5 separate regions of the Homo sapiens genome follow, and regions 2, 3, 4 and 5 are each linked to region 1. The links are chromatin loops, found by intact Hi-C in ENCODE. Cell type or tissue: Calu3. All regions are shown on one strand. Region 1 has its middle 52 kb from the start of CHRDL1. Region 2 has its middle 57 kb from the start of CRIPTO3. Region 3 has its middle 130 kb from the start of CHRDL1. Region 4 overlaps RTL9 (retrotransposon Gag like 9). Region 5 has its middle 68 kb from the start of CRIPTO3.

Region 1 (5,000 bases):
GGAGGAGAAGCAGTAGATACAAAAGAAATTTCAGAGGAAACATCGGCAGGATTGTGAGACATGAGGAAGACAAGGTCAACAATCATCTCTAAGCTTCTGGCTTGGATGGCTGAACAGGTAGATGGTGATGCCACTCACTGAGGTGTGGGCATGGAAGGCAGAGGAGTTTGGTGGGGAAGGTAGTAATGATAACAGCTAGCCTACATTGCACATATACTATGTGTCCAGCACTTTACATATGGTCTCGTGTGTAATTCTCACAATCACCATTTGAGGGAGGAAACAAGCACTATCAGTATTTTCAATTTACAGACGAGAACAATGTGAGGCTCTGAGGTTTGCAGTGACTTCCCCAAGATCACACAGTAAGTAGCAGAGCTGAGATTTGAGCCCAGGTCTGTGTGACTCTACATCTGCACTTTTAACCAGCTGAATGGAAGACATTCAGGCTGTATTCAGACCCCATTTCTTTGCTCCGTTAGTTCAATCCTGGTTGGGGGTCTGTCTTCATGGTTCCAAAGTTTCTGCCTTTCCAGGGCCTTCATTTTACCTTGGGTCCTGACGCTGGCTGCCTACTCGTCAATGACTCCCAACATTTCTTCAGTCTTCAGTACCTGAATACCATCCTTCCCACCAACTTCCCCACCCCAGCTCTCTCACCACCCCTTTCCTTGCATACCTCATCCAGACTGTAAACATAACTGAATCTACAGGTTTTAAGAACCTTCTCCATATCCCACCCACTGTCCAGTCTCCATCCTTGGGTTCTTCCAGGCTAGCCCTGGATGAATATCAAGGCCCTGACTCTATTTCCCCTTGAGAGTTTATGTCTGTACCTGTCTAATTCTATGGTTCTGTATGCATGTGAATATGTATAAGATAGAGACTGGTATACAAAGGAGGTGGGAAGCACTTAATGGAAAAGAGGATGCTAGACGTCCTCAATGTGCTAGACAGTTCCACACAGTGAAGAATGCCCCATATTCTGTCCAAATTTTGAATGCCACCTCCCACCCAGTTATTCATGTAGGTTAAAAAAATCTGTTAATAATTAGCTGTGCCTAGAACAGAACTCTGATTTATACATAAACACAAAGTATTTTTTGCACAGTTTTATTTCAGTATATGCTGAAATTTCCAGGAATACAGCTACCATGTAAATTGAGGGAAAACTGCTCTTTGTTGTGTTCAGAACTCTCCCAAGAGTTGTCTAACATTTTTGAAGATCATATTGCCAACAACAACGCTGATCATGGTAATTGAGTCACTAATGCAATGCCCCTGCATGCGCCTGCATTTGTAGTGTTTGAGTTCATGCTGTTTCTGTACGTAGGTGCAAGCTTCTACCTGTTCCCCTACATCTTATAGCATGGTGTGGCCTCAATCTTTGCAGATGGAAATTCATTATTTATTACCAATAATTTCCTTTTATTTCTCCTTCACACTAGTTGGACCTCTCTCTCTCTTATATATATACACACACACACACACAAATATATAAAATTATGTGTGTGGTAGGTACATTGCTCTATGAGTTTCTCTGTCTCATTTTAGGACAGTAAAGGGGCTGTAGCAAAGTATTTGTCAAAAATTACAAGCACTTACTAAATTGCCTACACTGCTTTCAGTGCTTTACATACCAGTCTCAGTCAATCCTCACAGAACTTCACAGAACCTGAATGAGATGAGTATTATTTGCACTCTTATCTTGCAGATGAAGAGGTGCATAGAGGTTAAGTAATTTGCCCAAGGCCACGCACTTAGTAAGTGATAGACAAGTAATCTGAACTCCAACCTGTTTGACTCCAAATGCAGTACACATTCAGCTGCTTGCAGTGTGGTAGATTACATCTACTGTTTCTTATTCGTGTTAGAACAGGCTCAGGATGATTCCAAGGGCAGTGTATTCCAAAACTATTTGAGGATTCCTACAAAAAGTATAGACACCCCCACCACCTGAATGACTGAAAACACTCATGCATACATTTGGATATGTTTAACACACACACAGCCAATCAATGACCTGAGTCAAATTTAATGGTGTCTTATTCCTTAATTGCTTCTTGTGTCCAATTAGATTGTATAATGCCTGAAAGCAGATCTGTGCCAGCCATATTTTCCTTTTGAAAAAAATAAGGTACATAATCTGATGCTGAATGTTACAATGGGAACAAATAGGTTCCATCTGGACTGTCCTGTGCAATTCCCACCCCATCAGCAACTAGCCACATTAATAGGACTTGGTGGCTAACAAATGATATATTTAGACCTTTATTTCCCTCAATTAACACGATCTATCGAGTGAAATGTACATCGCATAACTACATGTCTTATTCAGAGAAACTAGCCATTCCTCTTTCTCTGTGTAAACGAAAGCTCAGTGGTTTTCTCCAGGCTTCCATGAAGAACTACAGATCTCATTCTCAAGCATATCTAAATTCCATCACTAGATGGCAGTGTTGCCCAAACTTTTAATAGAGTAGTAGGTCAGCTTTGTTTAATGCCATTTTCTTCATGAGTCCTAGATCGAATTAACCATCTTTCCTGCCACCAGAAAAATGTCCAGAAGTTTTCCATGCTGAGATTTCAGGAAAGATAACTTGTCTGTGGCAACTTGTTGACATTTAAAAAATAAGCTTAAACCTGTTCCAGTACAGCTGGGTCGCCTCAGTTTAGTTCAAATACCCCTTGAGTCTATATTGTGTTGAAAACACTGAGCTAGGTGCTGGGGATACACAGATGAAGTTGAAAGGGCCTGACTCTCTTAAGAAAGGCGCAATCTAGTTGGAGAGACTGGCGCACAAACAAAAAGCTCTATAACAATATCATAACACTGTGATAGGGTAAGCATAGGATGGGGCACCCATCTCAGTTTGGGGATTCAGGGATCTACAGCTGGTGACACTAAAAGCTGAATCTTTTCAAAAATTTATTTGTATTTGTATAAATTTAAGGGACACAAGGGCAGTTTTGTTACATCGATATATTAAATAGTGGTGAGGTCTGGGCTTTAATATGTCCATCTAAATGGATCTACCATAAAGATAATAATGATAATAATGTATGTTTTACTCATTATTTTCTCATACCCCACCACCTCCCACCATCCCACCTTTCTTGAGTCTCAAATATCTATCATTCCACACTCCATGTTCATGTGTACCCATTATTTGGCTCCCACTTAGAACTGAGAACATGTGATATTTGACTTTCTATTTCTGAGTTGTTTTACTTAAGATAATGGCCACCAGTTCCATCCATATTGTGGGAAAAGACATGATTTCATTATTTTTTATAGATGAACACTATTCCATTGTGTATATATACCACATTTTCTTTATCCAATCATCCATTTATGGACATTTAGGTTGATTCCAAAGCTTGGTGAATACTTCTGCAATAAGCATAGGAGTGCAGATATCTCTGCTATATACTGATTTCAATTCCTTTGGATATACATTCACTAGTGGGATTGCTGGGTCATATGGTAGTTCTATTTTTAGTTTTTTGAGAAATATCCATACTGTTTTCCACAGAGGGTGAACTAATTTACATTCCCACCAACAGTGTGTAAGCATTCCCTTTTATCCACATCCTTGCCAACATCTTTTTTTTTTTTTGACCTTTTATAATAGCCATTCTGACTGGTGTAAAATGATATCTCATTGTGGTTTTGATTTGCATTTCTCTGATGACTAGTGATGATGACCATTTTTTCATATGCTTTTTGGCCACATGTATGTCTTCTTTTGAGAAGTGTCTGCTCATATCCTTTCCCATTTTTAATGGAGTCATTTGGTTTTCTGTTGTTTTTGTTGAGTTGTATGAGCTCCTTGTAAATTCTAGACATTAGTCTCCTGTCGGTTGCATGGTTTGCAAATATTTTCTCCCATTCGGCAGGTTGTCTGTTCACTCTGTTGATTATTTCCTTTGCTGTGCACAGTTTAAAGTCTTATTTGCTTATTTTTTATTTTTGTTGCTTGTGGTTTTGAGGTCTTAGTCATGAATTCCTCGCCCATACCAATGTACAGAAGACTTTTTTTCCTAGGTTTTCTTCTAGGATTTTTATAGTTTCAGGTCTTACATTCAAGTCTTTAATCCATCTTGAGCTGGTTTTTGTGTATGGTGAGAGACAGAGGTTCAGTTTCATTCTTCTGCATATGGCAATGCAAGTTTCCCAGCACCATTTATTGAAAAGGATGTCCATTGCATTAGCCGACTTCAAATTGTACTGCAAGGCTATAGTAACCCAAATCGCATGGTGCTGGTATAAAAATAGACACACAGATCAAAGGAATAGTATAGAGAACCCGGGAATAAGGCCATATATCTACATATCTTTGACAAAGTAGATAAAAACATACACTGGGGCAAAAGAATCTTTAAGAGTGGACAGGCATTAGCCAGGGAATAAAGTACGAAAGCATATTTCAGGAATGAAACAGACTAAGCAGAAAGGCTTGCAACAGTGTGGTGTGTGCTGGAAAACTAGGTAGAAGATGTGGGGCGTAATGAGAAAACACACTATGAAGTGTGGAGGTAGATAGAAATCAGGTCAAGGGATGCGATAATAATGATACAATCAGGAATCAATATATAAAACCATCTGCTTCTCCCAACTATTTGCTGAGATAAGAGCATCATCACCTTACCTTGAGAAAAAATGATGCCGTTATTTCTCACAACCACATGGTGTAGTTCAAAATAACATTTACCTTTATTACTAAGTACTGGGAACCATGATAAGAGCTTCTTCATGCGTTGCCTTTTTAAATATCAGCAATTACTCTGAGATGAGTATTATTATACTATTATCATCTTTATTTTACAGATAAGGAAACCTAGTTTCAGAGAGGCTAAATAACTTGCTCACAATCACACAGCTAACAAGTGACAGAGCCAGGAATTGAATAGAAGCATGTATGAGATACAAAGTACAGGAGAGAGAGGGAATCACTAATAATACTAGTGGGCATGGGGTTGAGAATGACAAAGTAGAC
Region 2 (5,000 bases), 380 kb after region 1:
CCTTCACATGCAAATGAGCAAGGAGCCTGGTACATCAGATGAGCCAATAGTAGCGATTATCCACTTAGTCTACCAATGAATGCCACTGTAATAAAAAATTCTGGAACCTCTCTTGGGGAGAGAATAAAACCAGCACCATTGCTTTACATTCATACCTCTTGTTTTTAACCACACTTAGTATTACTCAGCTTGAGCATACATCATTCACTAGACTTGATTCTTAAAGATTTCTGAACACTTCCAAAATCAAATCTACCTTCAAAGCAAGAAGATCTGCTGAGGGTATTGGATGAATGTGTCTCGGCAACAAAGACGGTTCTAAAGGAGGCATTGCACAGCTGTTTTTTGCATTTTAATCCAATCTGTAAAATAGTACTTTTCATGTTACATCCTTTTCATGTAAAGGATTCTCACAATAGTTTTTCCATAGGTATCACCAATGACCCTGGTAAGTAGGGTTCATACTGTTCTCAATTTAGAGATGTGCACACTGAGTACCAGAAAAACTACATGACTTAGCTCTGGTCATATGCATTATGAGTGGCAGAACCTGGACATAATTCAAACTCTTTTGCTTGCAAATGGGTATATGCCTTCCCAAATGCCTATCTTGAAGGAAGAAACAGTCATTTGGTTGTCATATGCTTATTTTAATGTCACTTGCCAGTGATTGCAAATGACTGAGATGACAGTGACTGAACTAACAGAGTAGTGGATACATTAAGGACAGAGAAAAGTGGGTGGAGGTAAAATCAATGGAACTTGCTTTATCATTGGCTGAGGGAGCTTGATGGTTTTACAAAAGGCATTTAGAATGATTCTGAATTAGAGGATACGTCTTGCTTTATCCACCCAGCAGCCTCCTCTATTCTTCTGGGAATTGTCTCTCTGCCCACTCCAATTTTCTGTCCCAGCAGGAGCTGCGATGTTTCCACATGACCCTCTCCCTTGGGCCATAAAGAAATGCTCTAGGGGGTGAACATTTGGCTCAACTTCACCAATAAGGCCCCTTTTGCTCACTTTTTGTGCTGTGGTCCCAGAGAACTCAATCACTCCCCAAGTAGCTATAAGTTGTAACATTGTAGAGCTACGCTGTCCAATAGAAACATAATGTGAGCCAAGTATGTAATTTTAAATTTTCTAATTGCCACATTCAAAAAGAAACATGTGAAGTTAATTTTAATAATGTATTTTACTTAGCACAATACATCCAATATGTTATCACCTTAACATGCAATCAATGTTTTCTTAATTAATGAGATGTTTTTGCATTCTTTTTTTTTCCTACCTTCAAAATCCAGCAAATGCTTTCCACTTACAGTCAGTGTATCTCAATTTGAACTAGTCACATTTCAAGTGCTCAATATACACATGTGACTGGTGGCTGCCATATTGGTGTAGGACTAGGGGCCTAGATTGTCCACCACGTGGAGAAAGTCAGCCTGCAGAATGAAAAGATGTCGATGTTCAGAGAGATGCAGAGATGCGAAGCAGGAAGAAAAAACAAGAATACTGGTGGCATTCAAGTGCCTGATTCTAGGAGTTCTTGAGGATCAGCTGTACATTCCGCACCCCCAGGACCAGCCATTGCCTGGATAGTCTATGAGGCATCCCAGGTTTTCAAAAATAATATCCTATGTTGCTATTTTCAATATATATTATTTATTATTATCATTATTAATAATAAATTAAAACTACTTGCATGACTTTACCTTAAGGATGGCAATTTTTTAAATTTATACACCCACACCCTTGTTCTTAGCAGACATTAGTAATTAATTGCTTGCTTGCACTTTCTTATGGATAGTAAATGTGACCTGAGGATCCTTCTGAAAAATGCTCTACCACTACCAAATAATTGGAATACATGTGTAAGTGAAAATATATCTGCCCCCCTGCTTATAGTTGCAATGTGTATATTTTCTTCTTTCCCTTGATGAATGGTGATAGACCTGTCTTTCGGAGCACATCACATGTGAGGCAACCCCTACCTCTCCTAGAAATAGTATGTGTGCATACTGAGGTTGAGGGAAGAGCATGACTTCAGAGGGTGACTGAAGAATCTGCAATGCCAAAGGAGACAGAGCTAGAAATACATGGTTTGAACAGTTATTGTGGCCATACACAGTATATTGTTTTCCCCAGGTTTGAGTGGCTTGGGATGCCACCTTGACATAAAGAAACTTACGGACTGTAAAATGTGGCAAGTAATCAAAAGATTTAATTGGGAACTTCCAAATTTTTTTTTTTTTTTTTTTTGAGACAGAGTCTCGCTCTGTCGTCCAGGCTGGAGTGCAGTGGTGTGATCTCAGCTCACTGCAACCTCAGCCTCCCAGGTTCAAGCCATTCTCCTGCCTCAGTCTCCCAAGTAGCTGGAATTACAAGCATGCGCTGCCACACCCATCTAATTTTTGTATGTTTCGTACAGACAGGGTTTCACCATATTGGCCAGACTGGTCTCGAAATCCTGACCTCAAGTGGTCAACCCGCCTCGGCCTCCCAAAATTCTAGAATTACAGGCGTGAGCCACCACACCTGGCCTGGATAATTATTTATAACAAATCAATTTCCTAAGTATTCCATTATTGAATTGTAATAAATATAAACCAAAGAAGGAAGAGTCTGAAAATAATAAATGCCCTGATAAGAAATTTTGTCACTGAACCTGTGAAGCAAACCTCTGGAAGAGATTTCCAGTGAACCTAAGCATTTCTCTGGTGATGCTAGTGGAAATTTCCAAGAGGAAAATATATTTGTGCAATTGTATCCAAAGGAGACCAAAATCAAATAGGTTTGATTAGAAATAAAAGTATAAAATCTTCATTTTTCTGCCTTAAATTTGTTAACGGAAAATGAAATTTGCAGGGGGCTAGAAGCACTCTTCTTCTGGTTTCTCTACAATTTTTCAGAAATTACCTGCCCTTTGTAAGAAAGCCACTTATGGAAGAGGAAGAAATTATATTTTTAAATTAAAGAATTCTGAGCCAGTCACACCCCAGACAGCATTATTAGAATAATTACTGAAACAATGCTGCCCTCTAGCAATGGCTCAGAGTGGGCTTCCCCCAGCAATCCTCTCCCCAGGCCACTTAGACACCTTCCTACCTACACCTGGTGCATGTCCAAAGGTGAAGGGAATTATCACCTGGTCTGGCTCCCAAATGAGAGTCAAACAATGGTAAAGATGAGATAACTGAGGCCCAGAATGGTCAAGTAACTTCCCCCCAAAGTCACACAGGTTGTCACTGGCACAGTTGGAATTTGGAACCCAGATTTTTAAGTCATTTTATTCTTCTCCCGACTCCCCACTTTCCCTCTCTTCCCTCTTCCTCTTCCTCCCTTCCCTCTCAGAGTGGAAGTGGTTAACTTTGGGGGATTGAATTATGGAGAAACTCTGAGTGGTGTCAGAATAAAAAAGGGTCCTATTCCAATGAATGACCACAGTAATGAATTCTGCGTTTAGGTTATTTTAGGTTTTGGTGGAAGGAGGAAGAATCCGCAAGACAGAGGCCACATTTCCCTGGGAATTCTCTTTTCAGTTCAAGTTCCTGGGCCTCCAGCAAACCTTAAAATATTAATATAAGCCCACACTCACCTTTGCTCTTAGGTAATCTCTGTTGCACAAGGCAGCAGCTGAAAGTTGTTATGGGTCTAAGCAGGGCCAGGAGTATCTGCCTCTCTAAACTCACCAATATCCTAAAGTGGTTTGAGGCAATAGCACATTTAGGGGTGGGCTAGAGAGCAAAGAGTACCACGGCTTCTCCCAGCATATTCTCCAGAGCGGAGCCTCCCAACAATATTCATGTCAATATGTTGCAGGATGGTTATCTTTGTAATAAAAACATATCAGAGGGAAGCTCAACATCATTATCCATCACAGAAATGCAATTGTATGGGATTGCTTTTTGGGGTGATGAAAATGTTCTGAAATTAGATTATGTTGATGGTCTGCAACTATGTGCATACACTAAAAAACACTGAACTATACACTTTACTTTTTATTTATTTATTTTCTTAGAGACAGGGTCTCACTCTGTTACCCAGGCTGGAGTACAGTGGTGCAATGATAGCTCACTGCAGCCTCAAACTCCTGGGCTCAAGCAATCCTCCTGCCTCAGCCTCCAAAGTAGCTAGGACTACAGGCATGTGCCACCACACTTGGCTAATTTAAATTTTGTTTTCTAGAGACAGGATCTCACTATGTTGCCCAGGCTCGTCTCAAACTTCTCACCTCAAGTGATCCTCCCTACTAGGCCTCCCAAAGTGCTGAGATTACAGGTGTGAACAACTCCACCCAGCCAGAACTACACATTTCAAATGGGTGACATATATGGAATGTGAATTATGTCTTAATAAAGCTGTTACCAAAATATAATAAATTTTTAAAAAGCTATTAGAGGAAATTGTGGGAAAGCAAGGGTCACTCTGTTTAATATCCACTTACACATCAGTGCTTAAACCAGTGAAATTTTCAGCAAAGTTTGTCAAAGGGCAGGGGCTTCTTTTTTAAAAATTTTGTCTGTTGTCCCAGGCCCAGCCTAGTTCAAAGTACAGCACGTTTTTTAAGAATGGTGAATTGTCTCAGTTTTGTCAGAAAATGTTGTTGTTTCATTCGTATTCTTGCATGATAGTTGAGCAGAGCAGAGTATATGGAATATAGAGGTCCAGAGTTTGGCTCCTCTAACACTGTATGTAGTTAGCCTAGATCTCTTCTCACTCCACTACACAAGCCTTAGAGAGCTCAACAACTTATTGGTCTGCTGTTAAGATACCTCTTTGTTTTTTGTCCCTGGGGATGTTCCTTCTTTATGTCAGGCTCAGTTGTGAGTTTTTTCTCACACTTTACCCAACATTTCTCTGAGTCTCCAATGGGAAAAACCACTTTAGGTTATCTACCAAGTTGCTAAAACCAGAAGTGTCTGGTGCCTTTTTAGTGTGTGTATTCCCCCTCGACGTTAAAACTAGGTTAACCATCCGTGGGAGAGGGGTGCTGTTGGAAG
Region 3 (5,000 bases), 180 kb after region 1:
GCATGGCAGCCAGAGGCCCTGGTGAGGAGGAAGGGGCTGATGGTCTACACGTGTTCCTGAAAACTGTCTGTGCCATTGTCCTCTGGCATTCACGTGGGCGTTGCCATAGGAGGGAGCAGCTCAGAGAGGAATTCTGAAGCTCTGGAATGCATCCGCATAGGGAGCCCTCTTCCTCAAGAGGTAAGTGGGGGAGGGGAAGGAAACGCTGCAGAAGGGCATTGGCCCTTTTCAGTCCTTCAATAAACCTGTTTACCTCTGTTCAACTTATCACCAAAATTAATAACAAAATAACTTTGGGGTCAAAACTATTGAGAGGTTCACTCCAATCAGGGAATCAGGAGAAGACAGAGTTAATACACGCAAACAATTCGTATTTCTTGTTTCCTACATCTCTTAATCTTCGTTCCCTCATCTGTAAAATAAGGATAAGAATAATCTCTATCCCATAGGTTTCTTGTCAGGCTTAAATGAGTTAATAAAGTGTTCATGAGAGTGACTGATGTATAAATGCACAGTAAATGCCTTTTAAAAAAATTAGACCAGGTGTGATAGCTTATGCTTGTAATCCCAGCAATTTGGGAGGCCAAGGCAGGAAAATCACTTAGAGACCAGCCTGGGCAACATAGCAAAACCCCATCTCTAAAAAAGTTAAAAATAAATTAGCTGTGTATGGTGGCACATGTCTGTAGTCCCAGCTACTTGGAGGCTGAGGCAGGAGGATCACTTGAGCCCAGAAGTTCAAGGCTGCAGTGATCATGCCCACTGCACTCCAGCCTGAAGGACGGAACAAGACGCTGTCTCTAAAAAAATAATAATAAATAAAAATAAATTTAAAAAACTAGGTGAACACTTTGTTCATGATCTCTAGTAGTTAAAAGAAAAAGGAAAGCAGTCTCAGGCTGGGTTAACTTCAATCAGACAGTGGAACTTAAGCACGTCTTTGAAGGAAGTGCCAACCTGAGATGGCCAACTAGGAGAAGCCTTTTGGGGGGTCCTGGTATAAAACAGAAGAGGAGACTGTCCCTGCAGAGCTTCAGCCAAAACTTAGTAAGAAGAAGAACCTGACTTTAGTGCCAAAGAGAGGAGGAAAAATCTACACACTAGAAATTGGGAGTTGTGGCTGTTGCATTTAGTTTTACTCACATGACTACAAGGTGGGAAAACTGGTTAACCACACTTTTTTTCCAAAAAAAAAAAATGATCTTGGGGTTGTTTTTGACCATAATTTCAATAAAAACCCACAATATAACACGTGACATGGTTATTTCCAATGTTCATTTACTCATAGGCTATAATAACAGAAGGGCTTTCATTCATTCATCAGCTATTTACGGACCACATACAGTGGGCCAAGCACAACACTTGCTTCTGGGGTTCCAATGGTGAACAAGATAGATGCAGTATCTGCCCACATGGAGGTTACAGTCTACTAAGGAATACAGACACTAGACAAGTTATAACACGTGTGATGGGTAGTATGAAAGGGCGAGTCCAAGGTGCTGTGACTAAGTCATGGGGACTTGTCCTCATCATGGAGAGACAAGGAAGACCTTCCAGAGGAAATGACACTGAAGGTGAGACTTAAAGAAGAGTTAGGAGATGGGGTTCCATACCATATTTTGTTTGAAAACAGTGTTTCACTGCCTTAAAAGAGTTAGAACACCATTGGACTAAAGCGTTGATTCTTCAGGTAACTTCTGTTATAACATAGGTGCCCCTGGTAGAGACAGCTGGTAACCCCTATAAATATTTCCCTATAAATAAATTCCACCAAGGAAAATAAAAAGCACAGCCTTAGGGGGTTAGAGCACAAGACAGGAACATTTTGATAGAGGGAAGGGATATAAATCTGAAGTATTACCTGAAAAGTCAGGCTTAAATATGGCTCTCCAAGGGGAGATGAGGGAATCACTTAGGTGCTGGGGTGGGGGCAGTGGTATACCAAAGTGAGAAGTATTTTATCAATGACTGTTTAGAATTGCCAGCATGTGGTTATAATAAAAGTCTGACCAACTTTAGTCAGTTTTAATATTGTTTTTAAATTATTCATAAACAATGCACCTGCTTATTGACTGAACCCTGTTGGAGCACTCTCCACCACCCCCCACCACCACCCTGCATGCCACTAGATGGCAGTCACACAGAAGTTGGAGAAAGGCAAACACTAGTAGTATTCAGCCCAGTTTTCCGGAGCCCTTTGCTCTGCAATTCTAAGAAAATCAGCTCTCTGGAGTACCTCTTGGGATATGGCCTCTTCTCAAACAGCTGAAGTCATTATTGTACACTTGCCGTGTTTGTGCAGGGGAAAGTAGCCACTTATGGCCCTGAACTCATGTCAGGCAGAGGGGAGAATTTAGGCAACTATCTGGTTGTCAGGCAACCAAAAACCCCTTCTGCAAGGACTAACTGATTGTTTTCTCAAATGTCCCTTTTGCTTTGGTTAGTGGAGACCTAGTCTGAGTATGATTACTCTCCTGGATCTGAAACAAAGGCATAATCACATGGGGTAGGATTGGAAAGGACCAGATATTAACCCCAAGCCACAGACAAGGGGATGTCTGGAGCAAGACAACAGGCTTGAGAATGCTCTGATGCAATGCAGTGGGTAAGGAGGAGGGTGTTTGGGTGAAAGGAAAAGGTCAGTTTGCATTTGAAGTCAAAACTGTGGCCTATGGGATGCCCTGAAGTTTCGGAAACTGAGGACAAGCTCCAAGAATATTGAGACATTCTGGCAAGTTTGGAGAGGGAACCCCTCCAGAAAAACACAGACAATTCGAGCTGATTGAATGGCTTTGGATACAAAATGGGACTCTGTGTTGGATGAGAGGGGAAAGTTTGTCAGCAAGTATAGGCGAAGGAGGTTCTGGGACAGAGCAAAAGGAAGGGAGGACCTCAAAAGTAAAGGAATTCTAAACGTCTTTTCAAGATTGTAGTCTGCTAAAGTTTTGGGGTAGATATGACTATCTCCTTGTCCTCCCAACAAACTAAGAAGTAGACAAATTTGGTCTTGGCCACATATTTTGCTGTCCCCTCCTACCTTTTAGCTCCCATCTCTGGTGCTCAGCGCCCTCTTTTTTCCCTTGGAGTGTTTTCCAACATTGGTAGAAGTTGGAGAACATTTGGGGTTTGGCTCTTTGGAGTGGTACTAACCAAGCAATAATTCATCTATCAAAGTTTGACTACTATTATAAGTATAAAAACTGTCGAATTCCTGAAGCACACATGGCACCCAAAAGACTAATTCTAACCCACTAGACCTGCTTGGAGCCATTGCTGATCCCCACTCTGCTTTTAGGATGAAAGTGTTCAATGCCCTACCCTGAAGCAAGCTGATTAATTCAGGCTAATGTGTTAATGACTGCTAATACGTTGATGCCCTACTAAATGAAACATTTGTACCCTATGAAGAAAGGTCTTTGTTTAATTTAGTGGTTCCTAAACATTTTGGGTCCATATAACTTATTTTATCAATCAAAACTATCTGATTATCCCATGACAGTAGTTGCACTCCTAGTGTCTGCTGATTGAGAAAATATATAATGAAAAAGGTTACTATATAATAAAAAAGTTACATATGCAGAAGATTTTTTTCCTTTATTAATCACAACAGTACCCATGTATGATTGAGAAATAGTAGCAAACGTGTGTAAGATATATTTAATCAAAATAAAAGCCTCGTTCACAAGCTGATTTGCAGGTTTCTCACATAACTCCTTGGCTCCCCAGAGTGTTGTGGCCCCAGATTAAGAACCACTGTCTGAACGAGAACAAAAATGATTGAAGCAGAAACTTTAAATCTCTTTTAAAGCTTCATACTGAAGATACTTTAATGTCAGGAGGGTAGGATAGAGCCTCTCCCCAGTACCTCACAGATGTATTTTCTGTAGGAGGTCTGGGCAGGGCTAGTTAATAGCTAACAAAATAAAAATAAAGTAATGTTCCTGTTTCAGGGAGCCACCCTAAGTGCTCATGTGAATAACTTCCACAGAGACCAATGAAGCTGGTGGAACATTCAGGGTTTAACTTTTGGAAGTAGAGATTGCCAAACAATAGGCCATTCATTAAAGTTTGGCTACCATCACAAATACAAAAGAATCAATTTCCCCAAACAGGGCTAATGGAGAAAACCCACACAACTCTGTGAATATACAAAAACCCGCTTAATTGAACACTTTGAAGGGGTAAATTGTATGACATATGAATTATGCTCAATAAAAGTGTTATTTTAAAAACAAAATGAGTATCATCAGGAGCACTTAGTTCAACACACTTGCCAATATTAAGTTCCCCATATCTGAGCACCTTGTACCTCCAATATCCAGGGCCTGTGAATTTAGGCTATCCTCAGCTCCGCAGAAGGTTGACTCTTACTGATATTGTCTATCTGCCTTTGTATATTCTGAGAGGAGATGATGATGATGAAAAACATCAGATAGTAAAGGAGAGTGGAGGGGTTAAAACACCAACACTGAAATCAGTCAGCCTGGTTCCCTGTCCTTGCTGTGTGACTTTGGGTATGTCAATGCATCTCTGTGAGCTTCATATTTTAAATCAATGTGTTTTATCACATTGCTTGCTCCTGCCTCCTGACATTGCTTTATATAGAAGTGTTTTCTTTCATCTCTGAATATTTGAATATTTTCTAGATATCTTTGTTATTGAATTTTAATTTATTCTATGAATATCATTGAATGATTTCTATTCCTTTAAATGTCTTCTTTTTTGCTACTTTATCTATATCTATATAGTTTTCATTTTAGATTCAGGGGTACATATGCAGGTCCCACAATATGCCCTCTCTTGGGTATATGTGTTCCATATACACTTGGAAAGAATGCATATTCTCCTGTTGTTGGGTGAAGTTTTTTACAAATGAAAGTTAGGTCAAGTGGTTGATAGTGCTGTTTTGGTTTTCTGTATTTTTTTTTATTTTTATATTTTATTTATTTATTTATTTTATTATACTTTAAGTCCTAGGGTACATGTGCACAACATGCAGG
Region 4 (5,000 bases), 400 kb after region 1:
TCCAGAAGCTGTGGGCATCATTTGTGATGTGGATGTCACTCTAGAGTCTGGGGCTCTCATCAGTGGCATGGACATCCCTCCAGAGGCTGTGGATCTTGTTAGTGGCATGGACATTGCTCCAGAGATGGGAGCCTTCACTTGTGGCATGGATGACATCATTCCAGAGGCTGTGGCTGTCATTTGTGGAGCAGACATGGCTCCATAAGCTGGGGATCTCAGAGGCGTGGCTATCTCTCCAGAAGCTGGAGCTCTCATTAGTGGTAGGGACATCTCTCCAGAGGATGAAGCTCTTGTGAGCAGTGAGGGCCTCTCTCCAGGGTCTGAGGTTCTCATTAGTGGTGTGGACATTGTTTCAGAGGTCCAGGCTCTCACTGTTGGTGTGGACATCACATCAGAGGTTGGGGAATTCATCTGCATCCCTCCAGCGGTCATGGACTTCATGGGCGACATGGACATCCCTCCAGGATCTTGGGTGCTCATTGGCTGACTGAGCATCTTTCCAGACACTTTGGCTCTCATTAGTGAGGCAGGCATTACTCCTGGGTCTTGAGCTCTCATTAGTGGCATGGACATCCCTCCAGAGACTGTGGCTGTCATTTGTGATGTGGACATTGCTCCAGAAGCTGTGTCTCTCATTAGCGATGCAGACAACCCTCCAGAGGCTGTGTCTGTCATTTGCGGCATGGACAGAGCTCCAGAAACTGTGTCTCTCATTAGCAGTGTGGGCATTGCTTCAGAAGCTGTGGTTGTCATTTTCTCCGTGAACATCGTTCCTGAGGCTTTGGGTGTCATTAGTGGCTTGGACAATGCTCCAGAGGCCAGAGATCTCATTTGTGGACAGGACATCACTCCTGAGGCTGTGTCTCTCATTAACAGCGTGGATGTTGATCCAGAGGTTTGGGCTGTCATTAGTGGGGTGGACATTGCTCCAGAAGTCATGGCTTTCATCTGTGCTGCAGATGTCAATCCTGAGGCCATGGTTCTCATTTGTGGCATGGACATTGCTTCAGAGACAGGGGCTCTCATTTGCAGCATGGACATTGATCCAGAGGCTGGGACTGTCAATTGTGGCATGGACATTGTTTCAGAGGCTGTTGCCGTAACTGGTTGGGTGGACATTGCTCCAGAAGTTGGAGCTCTCCTCAGTGGCGTGGACATCTTTCCAGAGGCTGTGGCTCTCTTGTATTGTTTTGCCACGGCTTTCATAGAGCCTGTGGGCATTGCTCCAGAAGTTTTGGCCATTGTTAACTGTGCGGACATTACTCTAGAGGCTGTGGCTGACATTTGCTCTGTGGACATCACTCCAGAGCTTGGGACTGTCATCAGTGAGGTGGTCATGGCTCCAGAGGCTGGAACTGTCTTTTGCAATGTAGACATATTTCCAGAGGCTGGGGCTCCCATTAGCGGTGTGGACATTGCTCCAGAATCTAAAGCTCTTACTGGTGGTGCAGACATCACCCCAGAGGCTGTTGCTCTCACTGGCGGATTAGACATCATTTCAGAGTCTACATTTTGTGTTGACCATGGGGACATCGCCCCAGAGCCTGGGGCTGGCATCGTTTGGGTGGGCATCACTCCAGAGGGTAGGGCCGTCATTAGTGCTGGGGACATTGCTTCAGCATCTGGAGCTGGCTTTGGTAATGTGGACATTTCTCCAGCATCTGGGACTGACAGTAGCGGTGTGGACATTACTTCAGAGCCTGGAGATGACATTAAAAGCGATGACATTATTCCAGAGTCTAGATCTGACATGAGCGGGGTAGGTATTCCCCCAGAGTTTTGGGTGCTTGTTGGCTGGGGTGATGTACCTCCAGAAGCTACAGCTGACATTATCAGTGAGGATATTGCTTCAGAGTCCGTGCCTGACATTAGCAGCGAAGATATCTCTCCAGAGGCTAGAGCAGTCATTAGCACTTTGGACATTGCTTCGGTGTCTTCATCTGTAATTTGCAATGGGGACATTGCCTCAGAGCTGGGAGCTGGCACTGGCTGTGTAGACATCACTCCAGGATTCATATCTTGCATTAGAATTGGGGATAACTCTCCAGAATCTGGGGCTAGCATTAATGGTGTGGACATTGCCTCAGAGGATGAAGTGCTCATTATAGGTGTACACACCACTCCAGAGGATGGAGCTGGCATTGCCAATGGTGATATCTCTGCAGAATCTGGTGCTACCATTAGCGTTGCGGACATCGTTCCAAAATCAGGAATTGTCATCATCCCTGGGGACATTACCCCATACTCTGAAGTGGACAGCAATGGGGACAATGTTCCAGAATCTAAGGCTGGCATTAGCAATGGGGACAGTGCCCCAGAGTCTGAGGCTGGCATTAGCAATGGGGAAAGTGCCCCAGAGTCTGAGGCTGGCATTAGGGGTGGGGACAATGCTCCAGAGTTTGGTACTCCCATTAGAGGTGCAGACATGGTGTCAAAGACTGGAGATGTCATCAACTGTGTGGATGTCCCTCCAGGGTCTGAGGCTGAAGTTGAGACTATAGGCAACTGTACATGAGAATGCAGAATCTGTACGTCTGCTCTGGTCTCTGTCATTGGTCTACAGAAGGCCATCTGCTTGTTTTGGGGCTCAACATTTTCCTCCCTCATTGTATTGTTGAATCGCAGTGAATGTAAGGGTATTGACATATCTGCCACAGCCACAGGATAGTGTGGAGGGAGCCCAGGAGGCAAGAAAATCTGTAAACAAGAAACAAGTTTAGAGGTCAAAAGCCAGTATCAAGAAGATTTGGAAACAGACAAATTGTTCATGGTGGAGACCTGTTTTTATGCGTTGTCAGGTATATGGCATTGAAGGTGAGGCTATCAGATTAAAGAAGCTGTGAAGCAATGAACAACTTTGGAGCTGGAGCAAATGTCCCTTCTGCCTCTATCCTTTTCAAACCAACCCAGCCTCTCAGTTTGTAAATGCTATAAACGCCAGCAGCCTCCGCAGCCAGGAGCCTGGGCAGTCCTGACTCAAATAAAGCAGCAGCACCACCTTCTGGCCAAATGTGAGAAATGCGGATTCCTGGCCTGTATTCTATCCCACGGCAGTACTCACAAGCCAGCCAAGGTACTGGCAAGCCTGAATGGGAAAGTCCTTTGCCCCAGGATAATTATTAGTTCCTGGGGCTCATTGAATTCTGCCAGTGGTTTAATCCTCATTTTACTACTCTGATGGCCCTGAATGTTCTCAGGAAAAGGGAGACATTTATCTAATCAATGACTGAGAGCAACATTCCATGAACTGAAAATTCTGCTTATTATTTTCATTATTCTTATTAATAACAGCAACCACCACCCCATTACTACTATTTATTTATTGCTTCACGTAGTATGTGCCAGGCACTGTACTTTAGACAACTGTCACAACTTCCTATAACGTGAGGGCCTTTGTAAGCATTATCCCATTTGGGTCTTACAATCTCCTGGGCAATAGATATTATTATCCCCATTTTACAAGCTTTCTCAGATTAGCCAGGGTCAAGGCTAAAATAGGGTCACTGCAACAGTAACAAACTGTATAGCATTGACTCTGACCCCCTCCTGGGGGTTGCCTAGTGTTTGGCATCCCTGAGCTTGCATTCAATTATTTCTCTGACATCCCAGATCATGGGTCACTTAAAGCCCAGTGTCTGGCATGTCCAAGTTTCAAGTTTCTCTGATGCCATGGGGGTGGGCAATCCAGAGCCTCACCCCTCCAGCCTGCTCCAATAAGCAGCCCAGAAGGGGCTTTTGGACACACGGCTTGGAAGCCAATGCAAATATTACACAATGTTGACATGTCCCCACAGCCTGCCCATGCCAAAAGCAGAAAACTTGCTACTTTGGGACAATGTCACAAAAGTCATCAACCTCATGGAATTGTGATTCCATAATAATGAGAAAACCTGCAACAGAAACGCTAACAGTGAACATTTCTTTAGCATGCACTGACTGGCAAACACTCTGCTAGGCACTTTACATGTATCATCTCATGTGGTTCCCATAGCAACACTAAGAGATTTCGGTTGTACTCTTCCTTTATCTTACAAATGAGAAAATTCAGACCCAGAGAAGCTTAATAGTTTGCCTGCAGTCACATAGATTCCTGGGTCCATCCAGTTCCAGAGCCCCCTACTCTTCACCAAGGTGCTATAAAGATCCACCTCTCCCCCTTACTCAGTCACACTACCGAGACCCCTGCCTCTGTCTCCAGCCTGGACAACCCCAAGATGGGTTGTCATAAAAGAAATGCTGGCCTCCTGCTGACACCCTGGTTATTGTAATAATTGTAATAATTGGTGCAATGGGAAAGATGAGTCAAAAAAGCAGCCATAGACCTCCACCTCCCATCTTCAGAAAAATATCTGAACATGCCACAGTTTCCCACCAGGCAAAACCCAGAAAGATCTTACCTTGCCAGTGACGGAGAAGAGGGAGAGAGTATCCTTTGCGCCCCTAGCTCTTTCACTCTGGCCAATTAACTTATACCTCGTGCCCAGCCAGTTCATTAAAGTAAGACCCAGTACCAACAGCTGTTCTCTGCAATCTCCCTTTGCTATCCCCTGCCACGCCCCCCTGCCCGCCAGCCAGCCTGCCCGCCCACCCGCCCCACTGCTCCTGACTTGCTACTGCTTGCTCTGTCTCTCTGGTCCCAGATTCCTGCCTCTATATAGGCTCTGACATTTGCCTCTGGCCGCCTTTCACTTGACAGTCCTCCAGAAGCTCCGCCTTAGCACTTGGCCTATGCAACTCCACCCCTCTTCCCTGTCGCCCCCAACAGTCCCACCAGCCTATGCCCCACCCCACTCTGCCCAAAGAAAAGAGGAGATTGACACAATTAAAAAGATGAGATGAAAAGGGTCCTGGCTCAGGAAACAAGATACGTGCCCTCTGCAGTTGAACAGACACAGGAGTCCTGGGACCCAGGCACTGCAACTGATATGACATGGAAGCACAGGCAGAGGGCTCGAGGGAAAGAAACTGAGGCTGGAGATTGAGTGGAGCAGCATCAGAAA
Region 5 (5,000 bases), 260 kb after region 1:
TCCAGGATCCAAACCAACCACTCAATCGATTAGTGAGAGTTTGGGATCTGACAGGTTGGTTATCGGGGTTTTCATATCAGTCATAAATCGTGTTTTGTTCTTCAATTCATCTGGAATATAAACACAACATTCAGTTTTTATGATGGTGCAGGGGCCCCCGGTGCTGCCGTGAGTATATCTAAAGTCATATGGTTATATATAAATATAATATATATAATATATATATTATATATATATATATTCCTTTCCTTTTCCTTCTTTCATCCACCTATTTTTTTTTATCTTCGTGGGACATGACTTCCTAGGAATGAGCCTTCCTAGCAACGTGGGATGCTATTGCCTAGCAATGACCCTTCCTAGCAATGTGGGACCTGAACTTCTAGAAATAAGCCATCCTAGCAATGAGAAACCAGCTCAAAATAAGGAGGAAAAAGCAACCTGAGGCCAGAAACCCGTATTCCTTCTAAAATGCTTTCTCCAAAAAGATTTTAAAGAAAAAGGGAGGGGGGAATGAGAAAGAAAATTAAATCTTGGGACCCCAAACTCATTACGTCAAAGGGAAAAGTTAAGCTGGGAACTGGGTCATGCAAACCTGCCTGCCTTTTGGTTCCTATATTAGATGACTACAAAATGAAAAGCTCCACATCTCCCCCATATTTTGCCCACAAGGAAATTCCTAGTGATCTGCAAGATCTTTACCCTAAGGTGTTTCTGTTAAAATTTCACCATGGCAATGTAAATTGATAGCTTATCTTTACAGGTGCAGTCACCCCCTGCCTACCAGACACAAATGCATATCTGATTGTTCCCCTGCCTCATTTTGTCTATGTCATCTTATGTAAAAATGCAGATTCCCTGAGCCAGACAAAGGCATGAATAACTATTTTTCCCTACCCCCCCCCCCTTACCTAACAATTGTGTGCTTCTCAATATCCCGCCCTTTCCCCTTTAAATTTGGAGCCCTGAAAATCATCTCTGGAGAAAGGCATAGACCTGTCTCCTGGGCGTGTGTCCTTAACTTTGGCAAATAAACCTATTAAAGTGATTGAGACTTGTTTCATCATTTTTCTCAACTGACATATATAATGACATGTGTCCACAACTATAGTATTATACAGAATAGTTCCACTGCCCTAAAAATCCCATGTACCACTTATTCATCCCTCCCTTCCGCAAACCTCTGGCAACCACTGATCTTTTCACTGTCTCCAGAGTTTTGCCTTTTCCATAATGTCATATAGTTGGAATTATACAGTATATGTCCTTATCAGATTGGTCAGTGTTTTTATGTATCTATTTATTAGCTAAATTTTATTGTTTTATCCATCTTATATATCCCTAGTAACTTTTGTCTACTTTATGTACTAGTTTCTGAAAGAGGTGTGTTAAAATCGCTCACCATAATTATAGATTTGGTTATTCTCATATAAATTTTGTTAACTTTCATTTTATAGATTTTGGAGCTATTACTTTCAGATGCATACAAATCAACTTTTTCCTAGTGGGTGGCTATTTTTTAATCATTAAGTGATGTGTTTCTTCGTCTTAATGCTTTTCACCTTAAATTCTATTTCGCCTGTTATATCTTTTGCTCTCCCCCTTTTTCTTTTAACTGTTCTTTGTCATCATGTTTTAGGTACTTTTCTTGTAGATCACATATAGTGGAAATTTTCACACCTAATCTCAATGTCTCTTTCTTCAAAAAAGTTGTTTTTAATTCATTTACATATATTGCAACATATGTTATTCTGTATTTTCTGGTTGCCATGTTTTTTCTGTGATTATTTTCTTCTCACTTCATGTCATATCATCTGGAAGCATTGCTTTTTTAGATTGACTTTGTTTCCACCTGTGACTTGGAGCAAGGACCACATAATTGCTGTCGTTAGGCCAGTGATTTGATTTTTTTTTTCAATAGACACACCCTTTCCATTTTCCTCAATCCTTCCACAGGTATACCTGTTCTAACTGTGCCATATACAGATCTTGGGACTCTGATTCCCATCCTCTTTTAAGCATTAAAATTACAGACCCTAAGAACTATATCTGGTCCACTTATCTCTTTGAGTCATGAATCATAAAAAATAAATACCATTTGGGGTATTTTCTTTATTTCTGGCACTTGGAGATTTCTTTTCTTACTTTCAAGTGTGACTCTATACTTATACTTTAAATATTAGGCATTTCTATGTATCTGGAATGTGTGAGTTTGTGGTGTGTGTGTGTGTGTGTGTGTGTGTGCGCGTGTATGTCAATGGGATGTTTGATTATTTCCTACATCAACCTGGACTTTGATCTTGACTGAATAACAAGCCTTTGCTCCTAACCACTAGGCTCTACTGCCTCCCAGTGTTGTTTTTCCTCTTAGGTTTCCAATATCATCCTTGATGCTTCTGTGCATTTTATAAATAAAGAGACAGACTCTGTGACATACACTTTATCCATACAATAAAAATAGACATATCTGTCACACTTGAAGTTAACTATGGAAAACAAGTTAGTAAATTAATTATTTTTTATTTACTTTCCAAATGAGCCAATTATTTCTTTCATTAGCTATCATTTTGATTCTCCATTTGGGACCTTAATAATAAAGATATTATTTATCTCTTTTAGTTGTATCCCACCTTTCACTGGACACCAGGGAACCAAATTTAGATAGTTTCTTCATATGAAAATGAGGTCCAAAATTGAATGATAAAACTAAAATTTGGTCCTTTTTCAAATTTAAAATTTAAAATTGAAGTGTAAGCAGGATCTTGTATAGATATGCTGTTTTTTTTCCCTGCTGCAGACATTCAGCTTTGACTAATATATTTAGAAGGTTGAAGATCAACACCTGTTCCTCTAGTGGTTCTCTCTTGTACAGTGACCTTTGCCTCACCCTGTATAAATACACACATGGTGATTAAGCTGTCAAATATCACAGGGGACTTTTTCAGGGGTGAGGACAATAAATCACTCCTGGAATTTCTCACTAATGGTCCCTCAGATGTCTGCCATTCACCTTGCCAGCTACTTCTTTGCCTACTCATTTTTATTAAGCCAGAGTCTCCAAATGGCCCACTAATGTTGTGGCATTTGAGAATTCTCTGTCAAGTATAGTGCTTGAACTAGATGATCTCTTACTAAGAGCCCTCGCAATTCTGGCATTTTATGGGCTCAAATTTCACTGCCAGCTTCCACGATTGAGGACAGATATCACATGACATTAAGTTTGTGCTTAGGAAAGTGTCAATGCTCATGTTTACTGCCACCTCAGGACTTAACATAAAGCTATTTATCAGTAGTTAATGCTGCAGTGCCTCAGGGCTTCTTTAATTGGTGGAAGAAAAGGGAAGGAAACTAACATTTATTGAGTTATCACATAGCATGTATTACCTCAGTTAAAACTTACTGCTTATGAAGGAGGTATTATTTTCCCTATTTTACAAGAAATTGGGTTTGAGAGAATTTAAGTGATTTGCTGGATGTTGCATATCTAGTAAGTAGTGGACATGAGATTCAAATTTTCAAGTCTTTCTAGTTACAAAGTCTTGCCACAACTCATTCTGCTGTCTATTTATCCATCAATTTATTCATTCATCATATATTTATTGAGCACCTAATATGTGCCATACAGCCACTGTGGATACAATGGAAAATAGAATAGACAGGGTTTTTGCTCTCCAACATGGTTCATTTGCAGCATGAAATTATCCTGAATGTGGCAGACCACAGGACAATGAGCATTCCCACGACTGTAGTAAGACTCAAAACAGACAACTTGATTACAAAGGTCCTAGAGGGCCATGGTGCAATCTGGTTAATACGACTCAGGAGAGGGACTGATCTTTGATCTGATTGTCATCTACTTAAGACCACAAAAAGACTAAACTGCTGGCAAAGTGGTGTGAGGGGAACTTAACCCCTTTTATGTATATAAGCTTTTACAAAAACAACATTACTGAGCTATAAGATATATGCCATAAAATTAACCCATTCTAATTATATAATCCAATAGGGTTTTTAAAACATATTCACCAAGTTATGCAACCATCACCACAGTTTAATTTTAGAACACTTTCATCATCTCCAAAAAGAAACTGCATAAGCATTAGTAGTCATCCCATTCTTGTTCTTCCTCTCTCCCTGCTCCAGACCCAGGAAAACACTAATCTACTTTCTGTTTCTATGGATATATCTATTCTGGACATTTCACATAAATGGAATCATGCAATATATCATCTTTTGTGACTGGCTTCTTTTACTTAGCATAATGTTTTCAAGGTTTGTCTATGTTGTATTATAATATGTTTCAGTACTTCGTTCCTTTTTATGGCCAACTAAAATTTCATTGTATGGATATGCCACATTTTATTTATGCATTCTTCAGTTGGTAGATATTTGGGTTGTTTCTACTTTTGTGAATAATGCTACTGTGAACATTTGTGTACAAGCCTTTGAACATCTGTTTATAATTCTTTTGAGTATATACCTAGGAGTGGTATTGCTGGGTCCTATGGTAATTCTATGCTCAACTTACTGAAATACCAACAAATGGTTTTCCCACAGTGGCTGTGCCATTTTACATTTCCATCAGCAATGTATGAAGGTTCCACTTTCTCCACATCCTCACCAACATTTTATAAGTCTCTTTAAAGTAGGCCTTGCAGTGCTTTAATAATAATAATGGTAACAACAATATTAACAGCCAATACTTACTATGTGTCAGGCATTCTCCTAAGCACTTTACATAAACTCGTTCAATCTTCATAGAAACCCATTTTACAAAATACCAGTGAATTGGGTGTGATTTTATCACCCCCATCTTATAAATGAACTGGATAAGCCATACAGCTGTTAAGTAACTTACTCGAGGTCACATGGTTTGTATTTGTGAAACCAAGATGCAAACCCAGGTCAAGCATGCTTAGTTTCTCTACTCTTTTGAAAAGAGCTGAAGCTCAAGCTGCTTCAGAGGTAAAAGTGGAAGGAAAGATAGTACCCATAAGGAATCA

Evidence for each region. Hi-C counts contacts between places; a loop is a spot of excess contacts. Peaks named below come from ENCODE experiments on the same cell type or tissue, not always from the same donor. Only the 100,000 strongest peaks of a DNase experiment are listed, where the experiment ranks them.
Region 2: it touches region 1 in a loop (6-fold over the local background); 93 of 110 quality-filtered maps call a loop at or near these places.
Region 3: it touches region 1 in a loop (5-fold over the local background); 7 of 110 quality-filtered maps call a loop at or near these places.
Region 4: a loop joins it to region 1, with 11 times the contacts of the local background. A loop is called at or near these places in 102 of 110 quality-filtered maps.
Region 5: a loop joins it to region 1, with 11 times the contacts of the local background. A loop is called at or near these places in 4 of 110 quality-filtered maps.

What each region holds. Positions count from the first base shown.
Region 1 is chrX:110,844,946-110,849,945 of GRCh38, reverse strand. No RefSeq gene overlaps it. Among named protein-coding and RNA genes, the nearest start is that of CHRDL1, 52 kb to the right of the region's middle. In Calu3, no CTCF peak of the experiment used is centred here; a DNase peak (open chromatin) is centred at 2,445.
Region 2 is chrX:110,461,212-110,466,211 of GRCh38, reverse strand. No RefSeq gene overlaps it. Among named protein-coding and RNA genes, the nearest start is that of CRIPTO3, 57 kb to the left of the region's middle. In Calu3, no CTCF peak of the experiment used is centred here; no DNase peak of the experiment used is centred here.
Region 3 is chrX:110,662,996-110,667,995 of GRCh38, reverse strand. No RefSeq gene overlaps it. Among named protein-coding and RNA genes, the nearest start is that of CHRDL1, 130 kb to the left of the region's middle. In Calu3, a CTCF peak has its summit at 2,124 (motif pointing right); a DNase peak (open chromatin) is centred at 2,115.
Region 4 is chrX:110,448,264-110,453,263 of GRCh38, reverse strand. RTL9 (retrotransposon Gag like 9) reads right to left here. Exons shown (of 4, transcript NM_001385449.1): 3 at 1-2,697. The coding sequence starts at 2,646. Among named protein-coding and RNA genes, the nearest start is that of CRIPTO3, 70 kb to the left of the region's middle. In Calu3, a CTCF peak has its summit at 2,983 (motif pointing left); a DNase peak (open chromatin) is centred at 2,993.
Region 5 is chrX:110,586,354-110,591,353 of GRCh38, reverse strand. No RefSeq gene overlaps it. Among named protein-coding and RNA genes, the nearest start is that of CRIPTO3, 68 kb to the right of the region's middle. In Calu3, no CTCF peak of the experiment used is centred here; no DNase peak of the experiment used is centred here.